Linked DNA regions of Mus musculus: region 2 is linked to region 1. Evidence: chromatin loops called from intact Hi-C (ENCODE). Cell type or tissue: left cerebral cortex. All regions are shown on one strand. Each heading gives the region's core, and the rest is flanking DNA. Links, peaks and the distances in the headings are about the cores only.

Region 1 (10,659 bases), core at 1,627-9,626:
GCTCAGTATATGTTTGTAAATAGGCCCAATATAAGCAATGAACACTTTCCCAAGAACTTAAACATATAGGGAAAGGTGGCTGAAAGAGGCAAGCAGAGACATGAAAGCTGGGTGCGTGCCAAGATTGGGTGGGCACTCTACAGAAGGATGGAGACCCAGCCTTACCCACAGCCTCCTCCAACTCTCTGAGAAACCCAGAGATTGCCTAATGTGTACCAAACCATTTCCACAAGTCCCTTCTACATGGGCGTGAGTCTCCACCCATTAATCAAGGCAGGAGGCTTCAAAGTCACACAACTCTGATGAGACTGAACCAGGGGCCCCTCCAGCTTTCTCAAGGATCTCCACCCTGACAGGAGCCATTACCAATCCTGAAGTGGTCATCAATATTGCCCACGAACACAGCTTCATAATCCTCAGGCCTCTTCAGGTTGGGAGGTCTCTCCTCAGGATCAGATCCATACTCCCCCTGAAACCGCTTTTTATTGCTTACAATGATTTTCTTCTTGCTGTCCCCTTCAAGGAGGCTGATGAAGAGCTGGACCACCCGAAGGGCAGCTTCCCGGAAGGGCACCACTATAAGTACCTGTGGGAGGCAATGGCAGGACAGAGGTAAGTATCTGGACAAAATACCTGGCTCAGTATCAACAGCCAAGTTCCTGAATTCACACCAACCCATCCTATAAACTTTTAGCCCCAGGGCTCTATGGGAGACATTTCTCAAGCAAAATCTGGAAATATCTTTCAGTATAAGGAATGCCCATAGTAGCCGTGGAAGCTCAAGGACAGAAATATATTAAGGTCTTTGACAAATACACAGTGTAGTGGTTTGAAGGAGACTCGCTCCTATAGGCGTATACATTTGAACGCGTGGTCCCCAGCTGGGAGCTGTTTGGGAAGGGTTAGGAGGTACAGACTTGTGTCTGACGGAGGGTGGGCTCAGAAGACTTCCGACATGCTGCTTGTGCCTTTCAGGCTTACTTGTGGTTCAAGACGTGAGCTTTCAGTGTTCCTGCCTGCCACCATCTCTCTTTTACCCTCAGACTCTGCTCCTCTGAGATAGTAAGTCCAATTAAATGCTTTCTTTTATATGTTGCCTTAGTCATGATGTTTTGTCACACCAATAAAAAAAAAGGCAGTAAGAAAAAAATACAGAAAAGGATTAACCATTATTATTATTATTATTATTATTATTTTAAGTATATTCTCTAGAATAGTTTTTTAATCCAGTGATGACAAATTTCTGAACTGGAAAATCAGGACTCAATTTCTCAAGCCTCATTAAAATGCTTAAAGATGGTTCATAAAAGATGAGTCAGGGTTTTAGAGCACTTATTGCTTCTGGAAAGGACCAGAATTTGGCTCCCATCATTCACAGTCATCCTACCTCCAGTCCCGTGGGATCTGACTCCCATAGGTACAAGGCATGCCTGTGGTGCATATACATACATGCTGGCAAAACACTCATACAATAGAATTATAAATCGAAAAATACATGTATAAAGTTTCTGCTGAACAGAAAATCAGAAGATGGCTAATAAAGAGCTAATTTCTAACTACCCATTATTCTTGTGCAAATAACAGACTCACTGGCGTGACCCTAGCCCAACCATTAGATTCCAATCATAAACCTGACTCTCATCTAGAGTACACACAGAGATAGACAGTCTCAAATGTTATACACACGCATTTGAGGTAGCCGACTAGAAATGCAATCAGCTGGTCAAAGAAGTAAGTAACTGCCCTGGATGCCAGACCCCAATTTAAGAGGCTGGATGGCTGTCCTGGTGGTGACACTAAGTAAGTGTCCACACTTTGTCACCCCAGCTATCAAAGTGTAAGAGCCACATTAATATTCACAGCCACCCCTGAATCCTGTTGAATTCAACAGAAGTCTGAAAACATGACCTTCTGCAGAGACAGGTGAGGCAAGTGTGAGAACAAGGCCTGGTCCTCAGCATCATGAAAAATGTGCACAGAATTAAATCCATCTCCTTTCCTACTAGAACTTCAAATGTGCCAGAGGTCACACTAGAACGCACAAGTAAATACAACCTTTACTTTAAGCAGCAGGAAGCTTACAACAAAACAGAGATCTCTGGTTTGAAGGTTTCTGTATATGTGACTTGGTGGAAAGCCTGATTCTAGCCCCCCTCTGCTACTCTTTTCTCTGTTCACTTTAGCAGGGCCTTCTAGGAATCTGAGTTCATAGAAGTTACTGCATATAGATATAGGGACCGGATAGAAAACTTCACTGGGTTCTAGTGAGCCAAGTCACCAGGAAGAGATCATCAGCATTGAGGTGCTTATGTGTGCTTGGGGTTCAGCCCTGAGAGCATCTGAAGCCCCTTTCACTGCCCTGCACTGCCTGGCTCACTCAACTGCTCACCGAGGATTCACTAACTAGTCGGCTGTCAACACACTCACGACTCAGCAGTGCCTCATGGCCTTCTCGACAGCAAAGCTCTCCTGCTGCCACTCACCTTAGGCCTGGTGAGCCCTTGGTCCCTGAAGTCATCATCTTCACCCACCCCAAGTTTCTGGCTCCGGCGCCTACTGTTGTTAGCCAGCACCTGAGCATTGGCTTTGAGGACATGGTTTATGGCATGCAGGCAGTATACATGGCGGACTTCTTCTCCATTCTTCAGGGCAGTCCTCTCAGGGTAGAACAGGTCCCGGTAAGAATTCATAATTAAGAACAGCTCTTTCTGGAGCGGGGTAAAGGAGCTATTTGATTTTTGAGGTCCAGATAGAAATTGGCTATTGGTTTTTGCCCAGGTGGATTCTAGAGGCTTCTGAAGATGAAGTAACTTTAGGTCAATATCCTTTGGAGGTTTAAATGTTTCCGTCTTCTGGAACTTTGATGAAAAGACAAGATGTCCCAGGACTGGCCACTATGGGCAAACAGATCAAGAGAGCTAAGTAAGACATGAGTAACAACACACGACATTCAGAGTAACTGATGACTCACAGATCATCCCCTTCTCTCACACAGGCAAGAGGGTCCAGACAACAGTTACACAAGCAGTGGGCAGCTTGGAGCCTGACTTCATACCTGAGAGCTGTCTCTAGTGTTTCCCTCACTGTTCCAAGGAACACGTCTCAGGAGAGTCAAAATTACTTTAGAATTGTTCAAATAACGTCAGCAACGTGATCCGTCACAAGGGTATGTCTGTCTTGGAATTGATCCATCTTCTCCCTTCCTCTCTCCCCACTGCTTTCTCTCTCAGAGACGTACCCAGCAGGACTCAAGGGATACTACTTTGTGAAGTGAATGTTTAGAAAATTTTCATTGTAAAAAAATTGCCAATCTAGAATTAGAGTAACTTTGGCAGTAAAGGAAATGAGGCACAGAAGCTGAGCAGCCTGGCGACTCTCCAGAGAACTAGGCTCAATGAAGCAGCTCACCTCAGAGGTCCCACCCTGGTGACTCCACTTACTCAGCAGTGAACTGACAAGCTCCCAGAAACAGAAAGGAGCTCAGGAGTTATGGGGCTAGGAATGAGGAGTGTGAAAGTGGGGATGGTGAAAAGGAACGACAGAGCCAGGGATGGTGCCACACACCTTTAATGTCAGTGTGGGAGGAAGAGGCAGGCAGATCTCTTGTGATTTTGAGGCCAGCCAGGACTACCTAGTGAGGCCCTGCTAGTGGGGCCACACAGTGCTGTAGAGTCCCACAACCTGACTGTGCTGGTAGGAACGGGACTGTATAAGAAGACAACCCTGTACAGAATATATGAGTCTAGATGCAATGCCATGGGGACAGAGTACTTAGCCTAGCATGCAGCAACAAATGGCATCTTTGTCCATTCTCTAGTCTCGATACTGTGCTGTAATCTGCTACTTGGTACCAAGGGCAAAACTGGCATAAGGTACAAGGGACATCTCTGATTTGAACTCTGGACCTTCGGAAGAGCAGTCGGGTGCTCTAACCCACCGAGCCATCTCACCAGCCCCTCTGACTGACTTCTTACACCCAAACATATATCTGCAATTACTTCAAATGAACACCCAGATCCTAATACCTGGGAGTCTGGGGCAAAAGGACTGACACAAGCTCAATGTCTGTCAAAGTGAAACTCACTGTGAACAATTAACAATGTGCCAGTACAGTAAGCCAAAGACAGCCATTTCTGTGGGGCTCTCTCCTATGCCCGGGAACCGAGCAGTAGTACGTACTTTCAGTTGCTGGGTAGCTGGAGGGCTGGAAGCAGCAGCTTGAATTTCCTTCTCTTTCAGTTCTTTGTTGACATGTTGTTGAAACGGATCTAATTCAGAACACAGTGATCAGCACAGTGAGCAATGGTGGGGCTTTCTAGTCTCCTCAGAGTGGCAGGCTCATCTCTAGTCACCTGGAAAGTGACAAGTCCATCTCTGGTCTCTGTGGAGACTGACCTGCTGATCTTCCCAGTGTTGACTCCCCACCCTTCAGTCCAGCACTGGTCCCCATCCTCCAGCATCTCACCCTCATGTGAGGAGCTGAGCACTGGAAGCACACACTCATCACATGACATCTCAGCCCAAAGTTCAGGCTCTGACCACTGCACCTAAACCCACCTCTTCAGTGACTTCTGAGCATGGCCCTAAATTCTGCTTATGAGACTTTCCTTGGCACCAAAAGTCCTCTCTTCACATTCAGCTGTGCAGTGCTATTCCTTCACAGAAAGCGCTCCACAGGGAAAGGCTAGAGCCGGTTCTCTGTGGACAGTCACAGCTCTTTTAGCCCCTACCACGTGTCGTACATCCAAACAAGCCAGCACGTGTTCCTGTCTTATCTGGTAGATGGCAAGATTCCCGAGCGCAGGCTCCATGCACTCTGCACAGCAAGACACACTAATAATTCTCAGTATTCACCTGAACTAGAGATGACACAAATGCTACCCCTTGCATGCACATGACCCTCAGCTCTGTGATGCCCATGTAGTCTGCTGCACTCGGGTGATCCCCGGGCCCCCCTCTGTGCTCTCTCACTGAGTAGCAGCAAAGTGAAGTAGGTAACTTGCTCAAGGATCCAAATGACATGAACCTGCAGAAAATGCCCAAGACTACAAAAGCAACACCATCGGGGACACCTAGGCCAACCCATCTGCACAGCCCACGTGCAGAGGCTTCAGAAAAGCCAGCTGGCTTCCTGCTTTTGTCCAGGCTCCCACACTGTCACGGTTCACAGTTAGGATGTGGTTTCTGCTAAGATTCCACAAATTCTACCTCTACTTCTCCTCCCACTAAAAGCCAGCAGATCTAACTAGGCCACATAAGGACTCGGCTTCACCCACGCTAAAGTGCAGCTGCAGAAAACTGGGAGAGGCAGAAAAGACTGACACCCGCTTGGCCTTCCCACCGGCACAAACTGATATTACAGAAACTCATGTCCAGCTGGCTGCCATTTGATCACAGGCATGGTGACCATGGAGGGTGGGGGGGGGGGTGGCTTTGGGGCTCCTCTTAGTAATAAGAACACTCAGACTGGCCACCCCTGGGCCTCACAAACTTGAAAAGGTACTGCTCCAATGAAGAAGGCTGGCAGAGGGGGGAAGAACACTCTCTCCCTTCTCTTCTCCCTGTTAGGAGGGCAAAGCCTTGCTCAGACTCCAAGTCTAGAGACTTGAGGCCTGGGACTGCCTCCCCACTTCACCCTGCAGCCTCCTCTCCACACTAACTATTGAAAAGCACAAACACGTGAGAAGCGCCTCCTCCAGCCCCCTATGTGACCACCACCAGCTGTTTCTACTGCGCTGTCAGTCGAGCCTAACACAATCAGTGCACAGCCCTATCGCACTAGAGGGTTGGGGCAGCAGGAGCCACTCTCACCTTGGGATGGCCTCTGGGAACAACTGCCCCCGCTATCCTCTTCTAGAAAATTAGTTTCCAGGCTGAACAGTGACTCGTGTTTCACATCTGTGAACTCCTCTGAGGATTTCTGTGATACACCAGGTGGCTCTTCACCATCTTTTTCTTTTGAGTTGTCAGCTAGAGACATATCTGAAACAATGAAAATCATTTTGTGAAATTTATGGGGTATGGTAGAGCTGGGGAAAGAGGAGGGGAGTTTCAGACCATCCTGGTTAACATAGCAATTTCCAAACAGCTAAGCCTACAGAGTGAAACTGTTACAAAAATAAAGTAATTTACACATAATTAAATGTTGACAAAACCAAACACTGGTGCTCACTGCTTTCATTCATTCATTCATTCATTCATTCATTCATTCATTGAGGCAGTTTCTCTGCGTAGCCCTGGCTGTCCTAGAATTCCCTTTGTAGATCAAGCTGGCCTCAAACTTAAGGAGATCAGCCTACCTCTGCCTCCTGAGTCCTGGGATTAAAGGTATACGCCATTATTCTTAACAGTGCTTAGGTAATGCAGTGATGTGACTGTTCAGAATTGAGTCTGATTGCAGACCTGAGTGATGAAGTAAACTCAGTAACTAAGCTGGGCTTCAGGCCTAGAGCATGATTCAACTTTACTCGGGATATTAGTAGATTAAATTTATGCTCCAGCCGGGCGTGGTGGCACACGCCTTTAATCCCAGCACTTGGGAGGCAGAGGCAGGTGGATTTCTGAGTCCCAGGACAGCCAGGGCAATACAGAGAAACCCTGTCTCGAAAAACCAAAAAAAGAAAAAAAAAAAAAAAAAGCTCCAAATGGTGGATTCCAGGCAGGAAGTCAAGTGACTATTTGATCTTTTGAGTCAGGGTCTTCTCTGGCTTAGTGTCTTAGCTGACTCACTATTAGCTCAGGATGACCTTGAACTTCTGATCTCCCATCTCTAGCTCCTGTATGCTAGGAGCTGCGGAGGGAACTCAGGGCTGTGCATGCTAGGCAGACACTACCCACTGAGCTATCTCCTGGCCTTCCTCATGGGGTGGCTCCTCCCATTGTAGGAGGCTTGTTGTAAACACACAGGAGGCAGTTCTAGCCTAAGGGGAAGACTTCCAGCAACTACCTGTGAGCTCTAGCTATAATAGTGGCTCCTCTGGGGGCTCCTGCCTGATCACCTTTAGACTTGAAGACTGCAGCCCACTGGGTAATCACATGAGCCAATTCCTTAAAATAGATTTCTATCATAATTAGAAGTTACCGTGGAGAATTCTAAAATACCCAGTTCTAGAACTTACTCTAAAATACTACACCAAGATATAAATGAAAGATGTTGAGAGCAGCCTGAATTATGATAAGAAATAACATGGAACAACTGAAATGTCTGTCAAAGGATTATTCAATAGTGTGTGTTATACATCCAAGAAACTAATGTGAATCCAGAGTTACGTTACAGAGAAAAAGGTCCAGTCTAAGGACAGAACTCAGTAGCAAAGCATAGGTAGGAGGCACTAAGTCCAATGTCCAGTACTGCAAGACTAGGTCCTCCTGCTTCTACCTTCACCAAGTGATAGAATTAGAGGCACATACCACCACAGCTGGTTTTATGTAGCGCTGGGGATAAACTCGGGGCTGTGTTTATCCTAGGCACACATTTCAACCACTGTGCTATATCCTAATGACCCTTCTCACATTTCTGAGGTAAATAAGACAAATGTTTATAATTAAAACATGCAATAAACAAAACCATTTTCCTCTAAAAATTTAAATGCAAAGAAAACCAGCACTAAGAACCTCCAAACATTTAAAAATTATAGCAACGTAAGTTTTTGCTTATTTGTTTTTGTTTTTCAAGACAGAGTCTTACTATGTAACTCTGAATGTTCTAAAACTTACTATGGAGACCAGGCTGGCCTTGAATTCACAGACATCCTTCTGCCTCTGCCTTCCATGTGCTGAAATTAAAAGTGTGCCACTGTGCCCAGCAAGGCAAAGGATTTTTAGCCCAGTAAAGCTAACTAGGAAAACCACTACATGGCTGGTCTAAGATTTTTTTTGTTTTGTTTTATTTTGGTTTGGTTTGGTTTTTCAAGACAGGGTTTCTCTGTATAGCCCTGGCTGACCTGGAACTCACTTTGTAGACCAGGCTGGCCTCTAACTCAGAAATCCACCTGCCTCTGACTCCTGAGTGCTGGGATTAAAGGCATGCGCCACCATGCCCCGCTCTTTTTTTGGGGGGGTGGGGGGTGGGGGTGAGGTGGGGAGTGGGGGGGTGGTGGGCAGGTTAAGATTTAAAACAGCAAACAACAAAAAAAAGTATTTGCTGGGCTGAAGAGATGACTCAGCGGTTGTGACTGCTCTTCCAGAGGCCGAGTTCAATTCCCAGCATGGTGGTTCATAACCAACTGATGCCCTCTTCTGGTATAATTGAAGACAGCTACAGTGTACTCATATATATAAAATAAATCTTTAAAAAAAATTTATTTGCCTATCATGCTCAAGGCCCTAGCTAGAATCAAAAAAGGGAGAAAGAGAGAAAAGAGAGAAAAGAGAGAAAAGAGAGAAAGAGAGAAAGAGAAAGAAAGAAAGAAAGAAAGAAAGAAAGAAAGGAAGGAAGAAAGGAAGAAAGGAAGAAAGGAAGAAAGGAAGAAAGGAAAGAAAGGAAAGAAAAGAAAGCCTGGCAGTGGTGGCACATGCCTTTAATCCCAACACTTGGGAGGCAGAGGCAGGCGGATTTCTGAGTTTGGGGGCAGCCTGGTCTACAGAGTGAGTTTCAGGACAGCTAAGGGTATACAGAGAAACCCTGTCCAAAAAAAAAGAAAAGAAAAAGAAAGAAAAGAAAGAATGACTAAATGAATAAAGGCCTGGGATGTAACTTAGTGGGAAAGTGTGTAGCTGGCATGTATGAGGCCCAGCATCACAGAGGAATGGAGGGAATATGGAGACCATGTTAGGAGGAATGAGGAATGGTAGTGCACACCTTAAATCCCAGTACTCGGGAAGTGAGTTTGAGGCCAGCCTGGCCTATACAGCAAATGCCAGGCCACCAGTTAGGGATAGTGATACTCTCTCAAAAAAGGAAGTGACTGTAAGAATAACAGGACTGAGATAGTGAGATATAGAAGTCACCCACATATATCCAGCAATTAAAAGCAAACTATTAAGAACAATAGCACAAAGGTAAAATAGACACAAGCCAGACATTGCACTACACACCTGCAATCCCAGCACTGAGAGGTGGGAGGTAGAAGGCGGATGGAGCAGGAGGATGGTCATGACTGTGGGCCACACAGTGAACTCAAGGCTGGGTTTACAGAGTAAGAGCCTGTCTCAAAAAGGCTGTGTGTTTAACCATGTTTCCAGATTTCTATAATGGGCACAGCCAGTCTACAGCGACCAGAGTCAGTTCAGTGCCAGCAAAAGGATAGGCATCTCTGTAGGTCATGGAAGGTACATGTTTGTCAAAGCTCAAACTGCATATAGAAATTAGGTACACTTCGTTATTAGTTAGTTTTTCCTACCCGGATCTGGTTCTTGCCTTCCACCTTTACGTGGGTTCCGGAACTCTAACTCAAGCTGTCACCTTTTACAGCAGGAGGTTTTACCCAGTGAACCACCTGGTCAGCCCAGGCTGCCTTCTGTTTGCATATAAACATATTCTAATGAGGCTGATTTAAAAAAAAAAAAAAAAAAGCCAGGCATGGGGGTGTGTAGAAAGATTCTCTTATGTACAGTATGGAAGCATCACTTGTCAGTAAAAAAATGATGGCCTAGTAAAAAAGGCGGGAAGTAAGAGTTCTGTAGAGAGAGAAGAACTCTGGGAGCTACTCAGGTGAGGGTGATTCCACCAGCGGACTCTGAGGAGTAACTAACCAGCCACGTGGCTCGCATGTTATAGACTAGAGGGGCATATAGTTATGAGCTTGTCGGAGAACAAGCCCAAGCTTATGGTCTAGGCACTTGTTCATAACTAAGTCTCAGAGTCGTCATTTGAGATCTGGGGACAGGCGGAAAGCCTTCCTTCACAGGTATACACCTGTATTCCAGGGCAGAAGTCGGATCGTAAGCGGAAGGCCAGCCTGGTCTACACAGTAAGACCGTAACTCAAAAGACGAGCTCAGTCTGACATACACAAGACCCTGGATGTGATTCCCAGGCACAGAAGATCACTTAGCGGTGCATCTGAGCCCTAAGACAGAGTCTCTCTGGGCTCTCAGTCCCAGTACCTCTCAGAGTCACCTTAAGGACCCAGTGAGAGCAGCCTCATCTCCTCTCCAGCTGCTTCATATAAACAAATCTACAACATGAAAGTTTGTATTTTTATGTCTACCTCCCATCAAACCTGGTCTCTTACTGAAGCGGAACAACCTCTTCAGTGAACTGAGCTGTCACAGTGACCACATAATGTCCCCCTGATACGCCAAGCGGTCTTACGGGAGGTTACAAGTCCCCCAAAGAGTAAGCCAACAGCATTTTCCTGATGAGAGGGTCCTGTGTTCCCATCAGAGTCTCAAAAGCTAACCCAACCCAACAAGGCTGAATCTCTGCCTTGGAACCACATGCTCTCACTCAGCCCACACAACACAGAATGAAGAGGACAGGCCGGCCCCAGGCACTTACGTTCCTGTGTCTCAGCAGCCTCCTCAGCAGCCTCCGAGACAGCAGCTTCTCCCACACTGCCATCCTCACTGCCAGCTTCCTCATTCATTTCTGCATCACCTACAGCACTGTCATCTTCCTCTTCCTCTTCCTCCTCCTCCTCCTCCTCCTCCTCCTCCTCCTCCTCTTCCTCTTCCTCAGAAACATTCTTTAATGTAGCAAGCAGTCTGTGGTACCCTG
Region 2 (10,659 bases), core at 1,501-9,500, 89 kb before region 1:
AAGTCAGAGGATAACGTGTGGGAGTGTGTGTTCTCATTCCATCATGTGGGTTCTGGAAATTGAACTCAGGTCATTAGGCATGGCAGCAAAAAACCCTTATCCAGTGAGCTATCTCTCACCTGCCCTTTGGTAAGAATTCACTTTACCTATATTAAATAAAAGAACTTCGGTTTCAAAAGCTAGTTAAATAATTACTACATCTTAAACTTAGTTAGCTGGTAACTTCCAATCTGTCAAAGTACTTATTTTTAAAATCACACAACTAACGTAAGAGACTACAGAGCTAGTTTGAAAACAAACATAGCTAGCTCATTACTTTATAGTACAAATAAAGTAAAACTCTAGTGGTTAAAGTTTCTCAAGATTGCTAGTTAGTGTTAAAAAAATTCAAACACTGCACTTAATAATGAAATTAACTAAGAAGTTAAAATGAGTCGGGCAGGGGTGGCATATGCCTTTAATCCCCGAGTTTGGGAGGCAGAGGCAGGTAGATCTCTGTGAGTTTGAGTCCAGCTTGGTCTACAGAGCTAGTTCCAAGATGGCCAGGGTTACACAAAGAAACCTTCTCTCTCAAACAAACAAACAAACAAACAAAAAACAAAAACAAAGTTAAAATGAATTTTTTCACTTATACAAAAAAATAAGAAAATTATGAAATTGCTTTTGAGTGCTTTAAGGTAGTTTAAATAAAGTCAACTTCATAAAAACTGTATTTGGAGGTAATATGAGCACTGGTCTTGAAATAATCATCTTAGCAACATGAAATCGATACATATAGGATAACACTTCAGTTATTAGTATCAGTCACCTCAGGCAACTCCATGTAAGAACGAGACAAATGTGGCACTGTCCTCTACAGTGGCAAAATTAAGAAAGATATGAAAAACAGGAGTGTGGGGCACACGAGTGCTATGATTGTGTACCTTCATGTGTTTGCATATGAATGGACACACGACTGTGAATGTGCCTACTACATAACTAGGATATTTTTGAGACCGGGAGGAAAATCATAACATATTACTTTCCTACATGTTTATGGAAGGGAAAATGCACCATCAAAGTACATACAGGTGTCAAAGATAGAATTAAACCCACGATTTAGTTCTCATAAGAGTTCTTCTTAAAATTCACTTTATCACCTCCACATATAAGCTTCATTGATTCCTTCATGGTCAGACACTGAAAAACTAAAAGTCTTATAATTTATCTCATCTAGAGATTCTTTTCCCATGTTTATCTATGAAAGTGGTCACAATCTTTAAGTTCTTCTGCAGATTCTGCTACTTACTGTACATAAGGAAAAACTTTAAACATTTCCTGTTTATGCTGCCAACTGCCCCAAATCACCTTAACCTATTTAGACTCTAACTTCTAGGTGTATTTTTAGATTAATCCCCAGTTTAAGCCATTCACTCATATTAGTTTGGGTCCCTAATTTTAAAAGCTGTGTTATAAATGAACACACTTTCTGGGTAGAGCCAGGCTTTAACTCTAAAGTTAGCACCATCTAATATGGTCTTTATAAATCTGAGTTTGTTAATGTGGAAGGTAAGGTAAGAAAAACTAGTTATTATAAGGTAGTAATATTAATAACTCCAGAGCAGAAAATAGTTGTCATGTTACATGGTCACTCTGCTAAATGGGAATACCTGCTGGAGATAGAGCAATGTCAATTCTGAAAAATTCCAAAACCAAGTCCACAACTAGTAGGAAGGAGGATGCCATAGCACAGCAGGTGTGTCGGTGATAGTTGTAAGAGGGAGAAGTAGGTGTCTATGACTGAAATTCAATATTATGATGAGCTGTCCACAGTGAATACCAAAAAGCATAAAGTTCAAAGAGAAAGTCAGAGTTTAGGCCTAGGAAACAGAGAAGTCTCCTGAATGGTTTCTTTCTCTTCTTTGGCTCCTATATTCATTGACTTTCAAAAACCTGCTTGTGTAAATTTTCCAGAATAAATGTTAGCTTCCTCGAGGATACACACTGTCCTTTCCTTTTTATTTTTAAACCCGTTAGGTCTCCAGACATCTAAGTTACCCTCCTAAATTGGCATTGCTACTATATAATTGCATAATTATAGTAAAATTAAAACAATCTGAACAGTCAAGTCCTCTCTGCATTTAGCCCCCTGCCTAAACGTGGGACCCATACTCACCATTGCCACAACAACACAAAGAATGCCATGTCTATTTGTACAGCACTAGCTTGTCAGGCAAACAAGATGGCTCAATGGACACAAGCACTTGCAATACAAGCCTGGCAAGCTGAGTCCAGTCACTGGATCCTACAGTAGAAGGAAAGAGCCCATACCTCGTGTCCTCTAGCCCCAGGGTATGTTCTTTCTCTCTCTCCGGCTCCCTCCTTTCCTCTCTGCCACACACCCATATGCTAAATAAAAAAGTGTAGAAACAAAAACTTGCTCAACACAGTATCTCATTTGACCCACATAAATTCCTGTGCATTTAATTAATAATTTTTCTAAATATAAATTTTACCTTATAAAGTTAAATTTACTGACAAGTTAATTCACTTTTCCAGCCACTGAACTACTCTTCAAATTGAAGTTTTGGTTTTTGACTATCAGAAAGTTACTAACATAACACAATAAATCCCAATAAGTATGTGCTCACAAAAAGCACCACTTAATTGAATCTTCTAGCTAACTGAAAATTAAAATCCTTCTGTTTTGACTACACCAGATCAATTTTTTAAAACTGTAAATATGCATTCCTGTGTGAGACAACCAAAAATAATTTATTATTTCATTAATATTTATCTCATGATGAATTCAAAATACTATTTTGAATATGAAGTCTAGATCCAAAAGTCTAGAAAATAAAAAATTGTTCTGAATATATATATGAGTCTTAGAAGTTTGTTTGTTCGTCTGCCTTAGAAGTTTGTTAATAAATAAAAACTTGCTATATTATTATTTTTTCTTCCTTCTAAAAATAATAAACCAAAGATTCCAATTTATTAGGTTTAATTTAAATATCACTCTATGTGTGTGGGTGCATAATCTCAAAAATGTAAACTGAGGAGATAAAGCTAGTTACGAAACTAAAAAAAAAAAATCATTTCTTAAGTGTATGAGCAGAAGTGTAAACACTAAACAAAATATTTGAAATGTAGATAAAAGAACTTAGTGAACTATAAAATGGAGTTAATATCCAGATTTCTAACTTGAATATCCAGCTAATATTATATGCCACTCAACCAGTGAATTTGCACAAAATAGGGTAGTATGAGAAGTATGAAGGAAAAAGTTGTGGACAAGGAGACAACTTAAGATCATTCTGAATGTTATAAGGTGTACATTTGGATTGCTATAGTACATCCAAGTGAGGATATCTACCTACTATTTAGAAATGTAAGTGAGGCTAGGTGGTGGCGGCCCACATTTTTGACCCCAGAACTCAGGAAACAAAAAGTGGATTTCTGTGAGTCTGAAAACACCCTGGTCTATAAACTAAGTTCCAGGACAGCCAGGGTTATTACACAAAGAAATGTCTTGAAAAACAGAAAGAAAGAAAGAAAGAAAGAAAGAAAGAAAGAGAGAGAGAGAGAGAGAGAGAGAGAGAGAGAGAGAGAGAGAGAAAGGAAGGAAGAAAGCGAGAGAAAGAGAGAGAGAGAGAGAGAGAGAGAGAGAGAGAGAGAGAGAAAGGGAAGGAAAGAGAGGAGAGAGAGAGGGGGGGAAAAGGAAGGAGGGAGGAAGAGAGAGAGAAAGAAAGAGGGAGGAGAGAAGGGAGGTAGGGAAGAAGGGAAGGAGGAAGAAAGGAAGGAAGGAAGGAAGGAAGGAAGGAAGGAAGGAAGGAAAGAAAGAAAGAAAGGAAGGAAGGAAGGAAGGAAGGAAGGAAGGAAGGAAGAAAGAAAGGAAGAAAGGAAGGAAGGTCGGACAGAAAGTAAATTGTTGGTACTAAACTCAAGCCTAAACCATTGAACAGAGCAACTAAAAATATGCCAAACTACTACAAAGACCTATTCTCAATTCACAACACAATTAGTTTTGCAAAGGACTGCAGACATAGCTAGAGAGCGAGTAATCCAAGTAAAACAGTGTATAGTTTTTGGTTGAATACAATCTCATTTGAACCCACAAGAAGTTACAGAAAAAAGGTCATTCTAATAGTAAGCTACATTTATAAAATTACGCAAGGTTATAACAGCTTCAATATACAAGTGGAATAAAATTGTCCATCACTATATTTCAATTTTTAAAGCAAAGGAGCATATGGTTGTTGTCTTCAAATGGAAGAGATCTTACACACACACACACACACACAGACTGTATTTAAATTATTGTTTTAGAAAAGAAAAATAGGATGGAGTTAGAGTAAAGTTGCTGAATAGCAGATTTGACAATACAGAACTTCATCCCAAATATAAAGACCTTAAGGGTATAACATTTATTATCTCAAAATTAAGTTTGAAGTCAGCACCACTGAATGTTTTTACACAAAGGAAGCATGCATGGCCTATTTCTTGGTGTATACACTATACTGCAACCATGCTCACAATTATCTGTTCCACCAAAACATAAATTCTAACAGAGAGGATCCCACAAAGTCTATTTCAGAATATTGTCTATTCCTGATATACAACAAATGTTCATTGAGTTAAAAGGTGAATGAACTGTATATAAATTATTTCTACTAAGTAACTATGTCATTCTTTATCAATTAGCGTTATGACCACCAAGCAGGTCTTCAAAGAAACATTGGCTTATGGTATTACCACACTGAGTAATTAAGATTCTACTCAAAGGTGAGGAAAGTAGGGATGGTATATATAAACAGAATCTATTTTAGTAAGTGCTAAGAAGCATAGTTAGACTGACTTAACCTTTATTTGAAATATATTAACTACATTTTCCTTGGCAAACCAGAGAAAGCCTAAGTGTTGATATTTGTATCTTGAAAACCTTTTTAAAAAATCTATAGGTATAATAATAAGCTGGGGGTATAGTTCAGTGGTACTTCCTGGCATGTACCATGCTATCAAAACTAAAACAAAACAAAAGAAAACAAAAAGCATACAGAGAATCTTTAGAAAACCCAATTATTTAAAGATACAAAACACTGAGCAAAATGCTCTAACATTTGGCTGCCAGGAGAAGGTATGTATGCCTAAAGAAAACTTGGACAATAAGAAATTACAAATTATGAGATCATATTTGAATCCTAACTGGGTTAATCCTTCATCATCTGCTTAAAATTATATTTGTATGACTTTACAAGAAATCCTTCCACAAAGTTGTTGACAAAATAAAGCATTCTACGTCAACCAGTGAATTTCACTCCCTAATTCCAGCTCTAATAAACAGTACTGAGAAGAATAAGGGTTGAACATGCTGTTCTGAACATCAACGATTACAGGTAGATTTTATTCTCCATCATCTTAGCAAATCATGTCAATGTGTCCCGTACTTAATCTCTAAATTGAAGTAAACATGAAACACACAGCTGAGTTAATTCTGGAGTTTGGTGGCTGGATCCTAAAGAAGCCCCCAGGCGTGTATACTAACAGAGACCAGTCACCTAAGGGAATTACTGTGCGAGGGGGAACACATTAAATGTAGGCAAGTAATGATTCAGCTACAGGTACTCTGTACAGGTCACGCAGGGAAGTTTTGGAAATCCTTTTTTTTGTACTGAGCTCATCTAAAATGGAAAACAAGATGCTGTAAGCATCACACCTGTGTGATACTAACTGCACAATATGCTCCTTAAAAGCAAGGCAAATTCCACTCCACTCCAACTCCATGCTCTCAGAATAAGAGGAAAATACACATCGGTACCACTTACCTTACCCAATTCGAATCAAGCTACTTGTGAAACATTTCTGTTGCCAATCTTCTGGGTGCGTTTGTCATAAATAGGCATTTGCCTCTCCCCGGAAAAAAGCAATTGTGAGGGTCAGATAAGAGGGTTGACCTCACGAAGATGTCCTGGCCCCCCTATACCCGTCAACCGAAGGGGACAGCGTGGTTATCATCGGCCCAGAAAGCCCGACAGGAGCAGCAGGATGAGCGGATCCCACAAGGGCAGCCTCCCGCTGCCGAACAGCACGGCGCTTCTCAATACCTCAGAGCCTCATTCACCTCAGCATCTCGGTATCTCAGCGCCCTAGTACCTGAGCATCTCACTCAGTACCTCAGCGCCTTAGTAACTGAGTCTCCTCAGTGCCTCAGAACCTCAGCGCCTCATTTACCTCAGAGACTCAGCACCTCAGTGTCTAAGTACCTAAGTCTCCTCTGTGCCTCAGAACCTCAGCGCCTCATTATCACCTCAGAGACTGAGCGAGTTGGCGTCTAAGTACCTCAGCGCCTTAGTACCTGAGCATCTCACTCAGTACTTCAGAGCCTTAGTACCTGAGCATCTCACTCAGTACTTCAGAGCCTTAGTGCCTGAGCATCTCACTCGGTACCTCAGCGCCCAAAGTGTGTAGGCCAGTGCTCGCGAGGGCCGCACGCCGCGCCTAGGCCGGTGTCCCGCATTAGCTTCCCTTACAGTCCGGACCCGCAACCCGCACCTCGGCCTCCTGGGCCCTGCGCTCGCTCGCGGGGCGTCTTCTCCGCGCATCGCTTGCCTTCCACTTACCTTCGATCGCCATGATGCGCTCGCCATGGACCGCACCAACCACGCAGGGAGAGCGGGGGTAAGTGCTGGAGCTTGCTCTTCTTAGGCCTCGGGCCAGAGGGGCGGGAACGCCCCGGGGCCAGGCAGCTGGGCCTCCAGGAGCTGGGGCGGGGCGGCGGGGTGGGGTCGAAGCTCCGGAGCAGGCGGCGCAGGAAGCGGAACCTTCCACGGTCGCGCACCGTCGGCACGTGACACCGCCCCGCCCCCGGCCCCTCTAGGCCCCGCCCCTCGCAACAACTATAGTTTGGCCCACAACCTCGACTTAACCCATTCCCATCTACCTTCCCAGGCCCCGCCCCCGAAATATCCACAACCCCGCCTACCACCCTGACCCGCCACGCCCGCCTCTTGCTGGCCACGCCCTCACCTCCCCCAACCCCCTCTCCCCCAGCCAGTGCAGGGTCTCAGGCGGGCGTTCCCAACAGGTGCAGACAGAGCAGAGAGCAGCCTCAGCAGCCAGCCTTCACCAGGCTTCCAGAGCGGCTGGACAAGCGGTCAGGACCACGGACAGGTCTCCGCACCCAGGAGGTGCCAGATTCCCTCTCAGCGAAGATCTATTCAGTTTGGTTTGGTTTGCCTGAACACTCACCTCAGATTTCAGCCAGCCAGTAGAGACAGCTTCGTGGCACAGCAAACCAGAAAGAGGGATCGTGAGGATAGTCTCTGTCTCTCCCTCCTTCCCTCTCTCTCTTCAGCCTCATTTCTAATGTGACCCAACTCCACAGGAGCCTGATGCCTCCTTGGAGGAACGAGTTCCCCATTTGTCTATGCATTGCAAGCACACATTTGAAGCCACACAATTGTAGGTGTTGCACAGACGTCTTGACAAAGGGCCTGAAATGCATGTCATGTACCCATTTTTAAGTTTGCAAGCCCTTGAGCATGTGAACACCCAAAAGCCAACCCCGAGCAAACTAGCTACCTAATCAGCCCCTCTCCACTGTTTATCCCGCTTCGTTTGGGTACTTTAAAGGCCGGATGGAGGAGCCTAGAAGGATAGGGGATTAGTGATTCTTCCTTGTGGAGAAGATGGTCACTCCTAGAACAGGTGGCTATATTAAGGACAGAAACAAAGAAGAAAATATTTTCCACTTATTATGTGAGGTTGGACTGTAATCTAGAGCAGAAACTGCCTTTCATTGCTTTTATATAACTTCTCCCTCAGTCGATTGATGCTCAATAGGCATCGATTCTTTAACATTTTTTTTCTACATTTGCTTATTTATTGGGGCAGGACCTTCGTGTGAAGGTTAAAAGACAGTTTGCAGAAGTTTGTTCTCATCACCATATGACCTCCAGGGATCAAAATCAGGTTGTCAGCCAGGCTTGGTAGCAAACATCTTTACCTTCTGAGACTTTTCCCTGACCCTGTTCTTTAATGTTTTGACTAGTCCAGTGAATATCTGTTGATCTAGGCATCATATAGAGAACTGGCTGCAGGGGTAGAGGAGATGGATCAGTTGATAAAGTGCTTGTTGCACAAGCATGAGAGCTTGAGCTCAATCCACACCTTTTTTTTTTTTTAAGTAGCATGCTTGTTATCCTAACTCTGTAGAACTGAGATAGGCAGATCCTTGAAGTTCATTGTTAAGCCAGTGTAGACTAACTGATGAACTCCAAGATCAATGAAAAAGCCTGTCTCAAAAAATAAAAAATAAAAAAGGGGGATGGGTGAGACTGGAGAAATGTCTCAACCGTGAAGATCACTTGCTGTTTTTGCAGAGGACCTGGGCTCAGCTCCCAGCATCCACATGGGAGCTTACAACTGTTGTAACTCCAATTCTAGGGGATCTGACATCCTCTTCCAGCCTCCATAGACACCGGTCATGCATAAAATAAAATAAATAGGCAAAGAAGAGAGCTAGCCGGGCAGTGGTGGCACACACCTTTAATCTCAGCACTTGGGAGGCAGGGGCAGGCAAATTTCTGAGTTTGAGGCCAGCCTGATCTACAGAGTGAGTTCCAGGACAGCCAGGGCTATACAGAGAAACCTTGTCTCGAAAAAACCGAGAGAGAGAGAGAGAGAGAGAGAGAGAGAGAGAGAGAGAGAGAGACACTGAGGAAAACATTCAGCATGTCTATCTTACAGATACAGATGCATGCATGCACCTATCCATACATGAACGCACACACATGCATAGAAACACACACCAAAAACATATATCTACAAACAGGAATTGTTATTGAAGGATCAAACTAAATGACTGTTCTTATAAAATACCTATAGGTTAGTCTAAAGCGCTCTCTCATTCTCTCTCTCATTCTCTCTCTCATTCTCTCTCTCTCTCTCTCTCTCTCTCTCTCTCTCTCTCTCTTTCTCTCTCGGGGGAATACCATCAATATGCTTGGGATCCAGATACAATAATAAGGTTTTCTCCAGGACACTGTACTTAAAACAGACTTGAACTTCAGGACATGAAATTTGAAACCACAGATCTTGGTTTGTGGTTTCTAGCTGGCTTCAACTGTTGAAACTTACAAGAATTTCATATTGAAAGCCAAACATCTCAGAAATCAGCAGTTACACAGGTATCTGCATAAACCAGGTTAGTTCACAATAGTTTTCTCAGAAAGTGTGTGTGCGCGTGCTTGTGTGTGTGTGCGTATTAAACTTGAGCTTCAAACTTAGGACTTTGGCCAAAGTACTAATAACATTTCCCCTTAAGTTAAAACTCATAATCCACTCTACCAACATTACCTTTTGTAATAATCTGAGATGGGTCTTAGATAATACCATATATATTATTATCTCAACTTCTGCCCAACATTTCATACAACTTCTGAGTTTGCTTAAAGCCTGCAATTGTTTGGATATGTGTTGTCCCCACCAAAATCAGTTGAAAATTCAATTGCTAGCATAATGGTATTGTATGGTTGGGACCTTTAAAAGGTGTTGAACTAGAAGGTATAGCCTTCATAAAGAGAGCAGTATAGCTCCTACTAACCAGAAGTAGTTACCACAGGTTAGCCCAAGGCTGTGTGATTATAAACTGAGTTGATTCCTTTTCCACCTTCTTTCCCAAGGCACAAGCTGATTACTCTCACACACTCTCTCACCATGTAATAACACAAGGTCCTCACCAGACATGACAATCCTCAGAACCCATGAGCTGAATTAAACCATTTTCCTTATAAATTAACCAGTCTGGCTATCACACAGAAGACTAAGACATAGCCACTCTTAAATTAGTTGCTTATCTTAGCTTCTTTGTTTACTTTTTTAAAGTATGTGACTGGTTCAACAGTTCTAATTTCAAGAAGTATCAACTTATTTTATTTATAAGCTTTACATTTTATTATAGATCATGCCTAAAAATAATAGTTGTTTTTTATCTTGACTGTGTACCTCCAAAGCATTGACACTGTATATTTAATGCATTGGGACTGATGATTAGCTTTTTATTTTAATCCTTTTTATAATGAGTTAGTTGTAAAAATTAGTTTCAAACATATCACTCAAGTAGTTATCTGAATTTCTCATCATGTGTTGTGGAAATAGTTAGAAACTAAGATCAAAAAGAAAAATAATTTATTTTCTTATAGCTCTGAAATAGAAATATGTTTTGGTATTTCAATTTTCAAGTTATCCTCTCTATGAAAACATTTAAAAATAATAGTTTACACTTCCAGTAACACCATAAAGTGTCATCACACAGTGGTGTGATTGAAACATTGGCAGAAAAAATAAACATTAAACATGTGGGTATACCATGTCAAGTGGAAGTGAAAAAAAGATCAACCCACGTTAGTGGTGGCTCCGCGTGCTAAGCTAAATCACCACTGTCCACGGCAACAGAATCTTGATAGGAAAATATATTTTGAATTACAAAGGTTCCCAACCAACTTAAGAAACAACCTAGTTTTAAGCTGGAACCTTTGTTTATATAAATCATTCAGTAGAAATCAGAAATCTGTAAATTACACATATAGAAGTAAAGACATGTGATAACATACAAACTCATGTGAAAAGATGCAATTTATGTCAATGACACTATTTGGTGCTTTTGAAGTTTTACATGAG

The links. A loop is a pair of places that touch in the nucleus more often than their neighbours do. Peaks named below come from ENCODE experiments on the same cell type or tissue, not always from the same donor. Only the 100,000 strongest peaks of a DNase experiment are listed, where the experiment ranks them.
Region 2: it touches region 1 in a loop (3-fold over the local background); 3 of 42 quality-filtered maps call a loop at or near these places.

Annotation. Positions count from the first base shown.
Region 1 is chr1:193,117,827-193,128,485 of GRCm38, forward strand. It overlaps Utp25 (UTP25 small subunit processome component), which reads right to left. Exons shown (of 12, transcript NM_145415.2): 3 at 10,441-10,659; 4 at 5,812-5,982; 5 at 4,180-4,268; 6 at 2,484-2,894; 7 at 367-586. Among named protein-coding and RNA genes, the nearest start is that of Utp25, 7.1 kb to the right of the region's middle. In left cerebral cortex, for the core only: a CTCF peak has its summit at 8,239 (motif pointing left); DNase peaks (open chromatin) are centred at 4,801, 5,196 and 8,207; H3K27ac peaks cover 836 bases.
Region 2 is chr1:193,029,024-193,039,682 of GRCm38, forward strand. Syt14 (synaptotagmin XIV) reads right to left here and starts at 6,752. Exons shown (of 8, transcript NM_181546.3): 1 at 6,600-6,752. The coding sequence starts at 6,612. In left cerebral cortex, for the core only: no CTCF peak of the experiment used is centred there; DNase peaks (open chromatin) are centred at 5,863, 6,624 and 6,849; H3K4me3 peaks cover 2,654 bases; H3K27ac peaks cover 1,926 bases.